Linked DNA regions of Homo sapiens: regions 1 and 2 are each linked to region 3. A link is a contact called in ENCODE Hi-C or POLR2A ChIA-PET data. All regions are on one chromosome and are shown on one strand. The core of a region is the stretch at or near the end of the contact, and the rest is flanking DNA. Distances in the headings are between cores, read along the strand shown.

Region 1 (2,700 bases), core at 31-2,530, 330 kb before region 3:
ACCAAGCCAGACAGAGAGAGAGAAGGAAAGGTGTGGAGTGTGCCTGAAATATAAGCTGAGTCAGAGAGCGAGGTGCTGGGGACAGACAGCTGCAGATGAACAGAGACGCAGAGACCCAGAGAGAGACAGCCCAGGGAGTGAGAGATGCAGAGATGCAGAGGGAGAGACGGAGAGACAGCGAGAGCAGTGAGAAGCTGAGTGCTGCCCGAGGCGGAAGCGCAGAGGCTGGGAGGAGGAGGGAGGGGGAGCGCGGTGGGGACTCCGCTTGAGTAGGAGGCGCGTGGGCGGCACGGAGGAGGGAGACAGACGGGCATGCGGGGGCGGAAGAGAGCGGGCAGAGGAGGGGCAGGCGCTGCCTGCATCCTGGGCAGGGGGGTGGGGGAATGTGAGGCTTCAGGCACACATTGGGGGACACTCGGTCACCTGTGTAAGGGGTGGCCAGGGATCTGGGCGTGAGAACAGCCCTGACTTAATAATTTAGTGTACGTGTCCGTGATTTTATGTGTGTCTGCGTGTTTTTTTTCTTTTTTTGAGACAGGGTCTCACTGTGTCGCCCAGGCTGGAGTGCAGTGGGTGATCACAGCTCACTACAGCACCTAACTCGTGGGCTCAAGCCATCTTCCTGCTTTGGCTTCCCAAGTAGCTGGGACTACAAGTGCACACCACCATGCCCAGCTAATTTTAAACAATTTTTAGCAGAGTAGAGGCTGATCTCCAACTCCAAGGCTCATGCCATCCTCCCGCCTCAGTTTCCTAAAGTGCTGGCACTACAGACATGCGCCACCACTAATTAGAAAAATTATTTTTAGAGTAGGAGTCTTGCTATGTTGCCCAGGTTGCTCTCAAACTCCTGGCCTCAAATGATCCTCCTGCTTCGTCCTCCCAAAGCGCTGGGATTACAGGTGTTGACCACCACGCCTGGCCCTGCCGTGTGTGTCTATGTGTGTGTGGTGCGTATAAATGGCTTTGTGTCCAATCTGTAAACGTCTGTCTACATGTGTGTGTCTGAGTGTATCCAGCCAGCCCACCTCCCCAGACCCCATTTTCCTAAATCCCAGCCCTCAGGCTCCCCAGTGTCTCCCCAGGCCCTGCCCTGCCTTCCCAGGCCCCCAGATTCCAGCACCATCTTTTCCCAAATCCTCGCCCAGATTCGCGTTAGGTGCCCCGCTATTTCCCCAGGTTCTTCCTCATACCCAGAAGCCCCACCCCTTCCCTAGCTCCGCGCGCCCAGGCCCCACCCATCTTGTTAGGCCCCGCCTTCTTCCGCAGCCCACATCCATTTTCCCATTTCCTGATGTCGTATGTCCAAACCCAGACCCCACCTATCGCCCTGGACCCGCCCCCTCTCCACAGCCACCGACAGCGTCTCATCTCCACAAGCCTCTCCCCACATCTCCCTGGGTACTCTTCAGCACACACTCCACGAGCTACCAATTAAGGCCCCACACCGCTCTCCCCAGGCCCCGTCCCATCTCTCCTCACCTCGTCCCCCCTTCCTCCTTGGGGCCCTCTTCTCACCTGTCCGGCCACCCTTCTAGGCCTCGCCTCTTCATTTCACAGTCACAACCCCACCAGGCCCCGCCCACGTGGTAGACACAGCACACCTAGGCCCCGCCCCTCCCGAGGCCAAGCCCACTTTGGAGAACGATTCACTCAGGCCCCTCTCCTCCTGAGGGCCCAGCTGTTCAGTGAAGCCCCGCCCACGTCGTGGGCATGGGTCACAGGCCCCGCCCACGTTGCGGGCACGGCCACGCAGGCCCCTCCCCTCCCGAGGCCCAACCAAGACCCGCCCACTATGTGGGCATGGCTCACCCAGGCCCCGCCCCTGAGCCACATCAGGCCTCGCCCATTCCGAAGCCCCGCCCCTCTCCGGGCCGCCTCGGGCGTGCTCACATGGTCTCGTCGTCGCCAAACTCCAGCTCTCCGCACGCGTCCTCGTAGTGCACGCCGCCGCCGCGCGCCGTGCCGTCCACCGTGCGGTAGGGAAGGCGCACGGTGCCGCGCGCGCCCGAGCTGCGCACGACGCGCACGTCCACGGTGCCCATGCACTCGCTCACGTGCAGCAGGCGGTCCTGGAAGGAGAAGATGCCTGCGTGGTCGTCGTCCAGGATGGTGACGGTGGCCAGCAGCGGCGCCACCAGCCGCCCCTTGGGCCGCCCGCCGCCGTCCGGCTCGAACATGCCCTGCGCGTCGCCCACGCGCAGGTTCAGCAGCCGCACGAAGAAATGCTCGTCCTCCTCGAAGATGTCGTCGTCGATGATGCCGATGCGCAGCTCCTTCTGCGTCTCGCCTGGTTTGAACACCAGCGTGCCCTCGCTGCGGCGGGGTGGGGAGGGGGAAGAGCGGGGTGAGGGTCGGTCATCGGCTGTGTGTTGTACGGGGGGAGTCTGGACGTGCTTCCCAGAGGAGACGTAGGTGCCATAGAAGAACTCCCAAGTATGAGGGTCGACAGGCATTAAACAAGTAATACTGAGGGTGAATCGGGGTGGGCGTCCTGGAGGAAGGGCTGCAGAGCGGGAACAAGACAGAGTGGGCCCCTCCCCGCGTGGAACTCGTGAAGAGCAGAAGGTGGGAATTAAACAGGTAATGATAAGGTTGAGATCAGGGCAGGCTTCCTGGAGGAGGCATTAGCAGGTGGGCATACTCCAGGCAGAAGGAACAGCACATGCAAAGTCCAAGAGTTGAGAGGGAGCCTGGGGT
Region 2 (2,700 bases), core at 125-2,624, 360 kb before region 3:
GTCACAGAACCATGCACCTGGGAAGCCAGGGGCACCTTCCTCTCATCAGGTCAAATCCCTTCCTCAGTGATGAAGACACGGAGGCTCAAAGAGGCAGCAGGACTCGCACGGGAAGAGGCTAGAACGTTCCTGCCTCGGACCCTCGCCTGGCTGGGCACCCTGGTTCTGTGTGTCCCACTCTTTCCCTCTCCCTCTTCTCCTAACTTCTCCTGTGCCCTGAAGTTGAATCCAACTGCTCCCCGCTGCTCAAGGCACTCTCACCAAAAGCGGTCCTCACAGCCTACCCGGAACCCCCAAAACGGGCGCGCGCCTCCTCCCCTGTCTTCTATCCCCGTTCCCATCCCCAGGGAGACAGGCTCCGTGGGGCCAGCAGCCTGGTGAGACCACCTCTCCCACCCCTGTCCCACTCCTAGCCCTGGAGAGGCAGGGGCGGCTTGGAACAAAAGTAGAGCGAAGGGAAGGACGGAGGAGAGCAGAAAAAAGGGGGGACGGTGAGGTGCGGGCGGCTGAGATGGAGGAGGAAGCCCAGGAACAGAGGAGAGAGACTGCGGGTGGGGGAGGGCAGAGAGAGGGGGATAGAGAGGCAGAAAGAGGGGGGAGACCAGGGACAGAGAGAGGGGGACAGAGAGGCAGAAAGGAGGAGGAGAGTGGGGCAGACAGAGGGGGACAGAGGGGCAGGGAGAAGGAGAAGCTAAACGATGGGGAGGAGGCGAGGCCGAGGGCCAGGAAGAGACACTTGGGGGCAGAGAGGGGGCACACAGGGACTGGGAGACCCAGGGGCGGAGGGAGGGGCAGAGAGAGAGCGAGGTGGTGTAGAGGACGGATGGGCTAATGGGGGCCAGCGCCGGAGAGTGGGGGATGCAGGGACAGGGGGTGCGGAAGCGGCCGGGACGCGGGGTCCCCGCCCCGAGACCTACCCTCCGGGCCATGGGCTGAGGCCGGCGGCAGCTCCTGGGTCCCTCCAGAGCCTGGCCGCGGGGGAGGGCGCAGCCCGGGGCCGCAGCCCCTGACGGCCCGCGGTGTTGACGCCAGGGGGTGGGCAGGAGGCCAGGCGCGCGCCCCCCCACCCCCGCCGCCGTCAGCGGCAGGCGCCGGGCCGGGTGGGGACTCCGCGCATGGACCCCGGCCCCCGCCCCCAGCGGGGGTCACGGCCAGGAGCGCATCGCCGCCGGGGCGGGGGCAGCAGGCGCAGGCGGGGCGCCCGAGGCCCCCTCCTCTGGGCCCCCCCCGTCCCTTCCCCGGCTCTGGAGGGAATCGAACCGTCCCGAGACGGACACACCGGGGACCGCAGGGGGCGGGGGGCGGCCCGGGGCGACGGAGGGTCCGGCGGCGGCTCAGGGGTGCTGGCAGCCGCGCTCCCCGTTCCCGGTCTCTCCCTTGTCTTGTGGAAATTAAACAGAACCACCAAGGAGCGGGATAGGGGATGAGCCAGAGTGAGCCTGCAGAGCTACAGCACGAGGGATTGGGGTTAGGGCAGCAGCAGCACTTCCGGTGGGAGTCGGGGAGGGGCAGGCTGTGGGGGGAGGAGAGGAAGAGACCGCGGCCCTGGTGCCCCCAGGCCCCTCCTCTCCTACCCAGGGCTGGGGTTCCTGCTCCGGGTTTCTCAGTCTCCCTCTTTCCCAGTCTCTCTCTCCTTGTCTCTCTCTGTCTCCGCTTCTCCCGTCCTTTCTCTCCTCTGGCTCTCTGTTCTCCGAGCCCCCTGGACACACCACGGACCCCCTCCCTGGCCATCTCCAGGGGTCACGTGGGAATCTGGAGTCTGGTCCCACCGTAGGCTCTCCCCTCTCTGAGGCTCGATTCCCCCTCTGCAGGATGGGCAGTGCGCTGGGGGCGGCGGGGGTGGGCTGTGGATAACGGAGAAACAGTTAAGCTAGAGGGTGCCAGGACTCAGGGTCTTGGCTGAGTCTGGGGGTCCCCATGCCGGCGGGCTCTGCCCCCGTGGCTGTCCTGCGGTGAGGCTGGCCGTTTAAGGCAGTCCGAGGGGAAGGGTCTGGAGGCCTTGCCTTTCCTCAAGGCCGGCGCACCCCAGATAGGGGTTTTGGAGCAGAAAATTAATTTAAATCACTTTTTAATTAAAGACACAAGGCCCTTTGGTCTGCTCCACCCCCACCTCACCCTCAGCCAAGACTTGGGGTGAGGGATGCAAGGGTTAGGAGTCTCTGGCTCTATTTGCTTTTTTGGGGGGTGGTGCATGCTAAGGTCCCCTTAGCCCAGGCTGATTCTGAAACCTAGAGGAGCAAGTGCGGCCTCATCTGACGGCCAGTGGTGGGGGGCGTGGACAGAGCAGGAAGGGAGGGAGGGGGCACCTGGGATGGGGATGGGGCCTAACTGGAGTGGGGAGGGAGGTAACTCCAGTGACGGTGTGATTCAGAGAGAGAGAGAGACAGAGACAGACGCGGGTGGGAGGAGAGAGAGAGAGAGGTGCAGACAGAGTGAGACAGACAGGAGGGGGAGGGAGTGGGGGACAGGAGCTCCAATAGAGACCCTGGAGTCGTCCCTGCCACCCCCAAAACAAGAGCAGGGGGCTTGGACTCTGAAGCATAAATCTTTCTAATTAAAGAAAGAGACGAGCTGTTGGGAAGGGAGAAATAAGTGTGTGGGAGAGAAATTGATTGGGGGAGGATGGAGGATGCCGGCGGGGGACGGAGGGAGCAGGGGGGAGGCTCCGGCTTTCTGAGGCTCTTCCTCCAGTCTTTCCCT
Region 3 (2,700 bases), core at 118-2,617:
GGCACAATCACGGCTCACTGCAGCCCCAAACTCCTGGGCTAAAGTGATCCTTCCACCTCAGCCTCCCCAGTAACTGGGAGTACAGGTACATGCCACCACACGGACTAATTTTAAAAGTTTTTGTAGAGATGGGGTCTTGCTATGTTGCCCCAGCTGGTCTCAGACTCTTGGGCTCAAGCAGTCCTCCTGCCTCGGCCTCCCAAAGCATTGGGATTACAGGTATGTGCCACCGTGCCCAGCCGCAGCAGGCCTTTTGTTTTTTTAGAGAGGGTCTTGCTTGGTGGCCTAAGCTGGAGTGCAGTGGTGCAATCACGGCTCACAGCAGCTTCCAAACTCCTGCGCTCAAGCGAGCCTCCTGCCTAAGCCTCTCAAGTAGCCTGGGACTGTAGGCACACACCACCACGCCCGGCTGATTTATTATCTATTTATTTATTTGAGGTGGAGCCTCGCTCTGTCACCCAGGCTGGAGTGCATTGGCCTGATCTTGGCTCACTGCAACCTCCGCCTCCCAGGTTCAAGTAATTCTCCTGCCTCAGCCTTCCGAGTAGCTGGGACTACAGGCACGCGCCACCACGCCCATCTAATTTTTGTATTTTTAATAGAGACGGGGTTCCTCCATGTTGGCCAGGCTGGTCTTGAACTCCTGACCTCAAGTGATCCGCCCGCCTCGGCCTTCCAAAGTGTTGGGATTACAGGCGTGAGCCAACGCACCCAGCCACTAATGTATTATTATTATTATTCTGTAGAGACGCAGTCTGGCTATGTTGCCCAGGCTGGTCTTGAATTCCTGCCTCTGCCTCCCAAAGCGCTGGGGTTACAGGCGTGAGCCACCGCGCCCTGCGGCTGCAGGTCTTTATAAGGCAACTGTGGGCCCTGGACCGCTCCCTGAAAACCTCCCCCTCAACTCCCTGTCTCCTCCCTCACCTGGTCTACCCCGAATCCTTCCCCTCTCGCCCCCTCGCCCTCTCCAGGGGAGGTGAGGGACTCAAGAATCGCGCCCTGCTTCTGTCCCCACCGCGCCGTCCCCAAGCCCACGCAGTGAAAAGACCACCCTTGAGGCTGATTCCGGGTCCAGCTGGGAGCGGCCAGCCGTAAATCACCGCCCCCGTGGGCCGTACCATTCTGGCCGGGGGGACCTGGGAGGGGACGCGCGGAGGGCTTCCCCCGGGGACTGCCTGTATCGAGACTCTCTCCAGCCCAACAGGAGGATGGGAAGGAGACTTGTGTGGGGGCCTCGGGCTGGCGGGTCGCGGGTTCCTTATCCTCCGCCTTGGCGCCTCTCCGCCCACCGCCCACCGCCCCTCCCTGGCATTGGTTGGCGCCAGGGGAAGCCGAGGCTCCATCCTTTCTGCGCAGGTTCCCGCCGCACTCGCGCAGACCTAGCGCGTCCAGGTGGGAGGTTAGTGTGGCCCGGGCGTCCGCTCCTCAGCGGATGTGGCAGCCCCGAGCCATGGCTCTCGCCGTCCGAGTCGTTTATTGGTAAGCCCAGCGGCCAGCGGCCCCCGTCCCCGACCCCCGCCGGGACCCGATTCTCGGAGCCGGGGTCAGGGAGCCCCGGGGAGAGGACCCATGGGAGCCCTTGTATGGGAAAAGGGAGCCCCTGTATGTGGGTGGGGTGGGCGTACGGAGGGGCGAAAAACAGAGGGCGGTCGTCCCTAGGCCCCGTCTTCGACTTGTGACACGCTGGGCATCTCGGGTTATAAAAGGTGGGGCTGAGACGAGTGTGTGTCAATTTCGAACCCCCGACTCCGGGGCTCCGCTGGGGAAGGGGCTGGGGGTCAGCTTTGTAAAGGGACCTAAGGCTCCTCCACCCTAAGGCTTCCCCTCCCCCAATATCCCGAACAGTCGCGGGGTGGGGACAGTGAGAGCCCAGAAGGTTCGAGAATGTCTCAGCCTGTGTTTCAGAAGCACTTGAATTGTTGGCCTCTGCCCAGTGGGTTCCCTTGGCCACGAACCCCACTCCTTTTCTGGCCTCAGTTTTCCGTCTGTGGCAAGAGGGAGGCTCTGTGTCAATACCGAACACGCTTAATTTCTGCAAGTCTCAGGAAGGGTATAATAGGATAGGATATAAATTACGTTCTCTCCACTCCCCAGCACCTAATACTGTGTGGCATGCTGTAGGTATTTAATAAATACGTGTTCAATGAATTTATCCTCCCAGGAATCCCTTAAGAGAGGGGAATTTTAGGCCAGGTGCCGTTGATCACGCCTGTAATCCAAACACTGGGAGGCTGAGGCGGGTGGATCGCTTGAGCCCAAGAGTTCGAGACCAGCCTGGGCAACCCAGGGAGACCCCCCCCTCGTCTCTACAGAAACTTAAAAAGTTAGCCGGGCATGGTGGCGCACTCCTGTAGTCGCAGCTGCTTGGGAGGCTGAGGCAGGAGGATCACTGGAGCCCGGAAGGCGGAAGTTGCAGTGAGCTGAAATCGTGCCACTGCACTCCATCCTGGACAGCAGAGCGAGACTCTGTCTCAAAAAAAAAAAGTAAATTAAAGAGAGGAATTTTAGTTCTATGTTACAGGTGAGAAAACTGAGGCTGGGACTGGGGTGGGGGCAGGTCAGTAGCTTCAAGTCTGGACTGCAGGTGACAGGGGTAACTGGAACCTGGGTTTGTCGGCAGCTTTCCAACGTCTCTGCCTGCTCGACAAAGCAGAGGCAAGAGTGACATTTTGAGACGCCTACCAGGCCTGTACACCAGAT

Evidence for each region. A loop is a pair of places that touch in the nucleus more often than their neighbours do. ChIA-PET counts read pairs that join two places held with the same protein, here RNA polymerase II (POLR2A). Pooled maps may share reads with other maps.
Region 1: a pooled map shows a loop between it and region 3 (3-fold over the local background). The contact joins the enhancer-like site here to the promoter of SELENOW in region 3. A Hi-C loop is called at or near these places in 4 of 168 maps with a recorded cell type or tissue (IMR-90, MCF 10A, esophagus muscularis mucosa and 1 more), 5 of 37 single-sample maps with no recorded cell type and 13 of 50 pooled maps. POLR2A ChIA-PET finds 5 or more read pairs at or near these places in 4 of 52 experiments (AG04449, AG04450, H1 and 1 more).
Region 2: a map of mammary epithelial cell shows a loop between it and region 3 (2.8-fold over the local background). The contact joins the promoter of MEIS3 here to the promoter of SELENOW in region 3. A Hi-C loop is called at or near these places in 6 of 168 maps with a recorded cell type or tissue (IMR-90, MCF 10A, endothelial cell of umbilical vein and 3 more), 5 of 37 single-sample maps with no recorded cell type and 13 of 50 pooled maps. POLR2A ChIA-PET finds 5 or more read pairs at or near these places in 5 of 52 experiments (AG04449, AG04450, CD8-positive, alpha-beta memory T cell and 2 more).

The regions. Positions count from the first base shown.
Region 1 is chr19:47,445,916-47,448,615 of GRCh38, forward strand. SLC8A2 (solute carrier family 8 member A2) reads right to left here. Exons shown (of 10, transcript NM_015063.3): 4 at 1,894-2,316. Among named protein-coding and RNA genes, the nearest start is that of SLC8A2, 25 kb to the right of the region's middle. RefSeq lists silencers at 296-345, 1,552-1,621 and an enhancer at 732-1,657. Within about 2 kb of position 1,281, at least 2 of the 41 ENCODE cell types and tissues checked have a DNase peak (open chromatin) inside an H3K27ac peak, as active enhancers do.
Region 2 is chr19:47,418,153-47,420,852 of GRCh38, forward strand. It overlaps MEIS3 (Meis homeobox 3), which reads right to left and starts at 1,375. Exons shown (of 13, transcript NM_001301059.2): 1 at 918-1,375. The coding sequence starts at 929. RefSeq lists enhancers at 1-461, 462-1,455.
Region 3 is chr19:47,777,336-47,780,035 of GRCh38, forward strand. It overlaps SELENOW (selenoprotein W), which reads left to right and starts at 1,368. Exons shown (of 6, transcript NM_003009.4): 1 at 1,368-1,479. The coding sequence starts at 1,451. RefSeq lists silencers at 1,256-1,515, 1,526-1,665.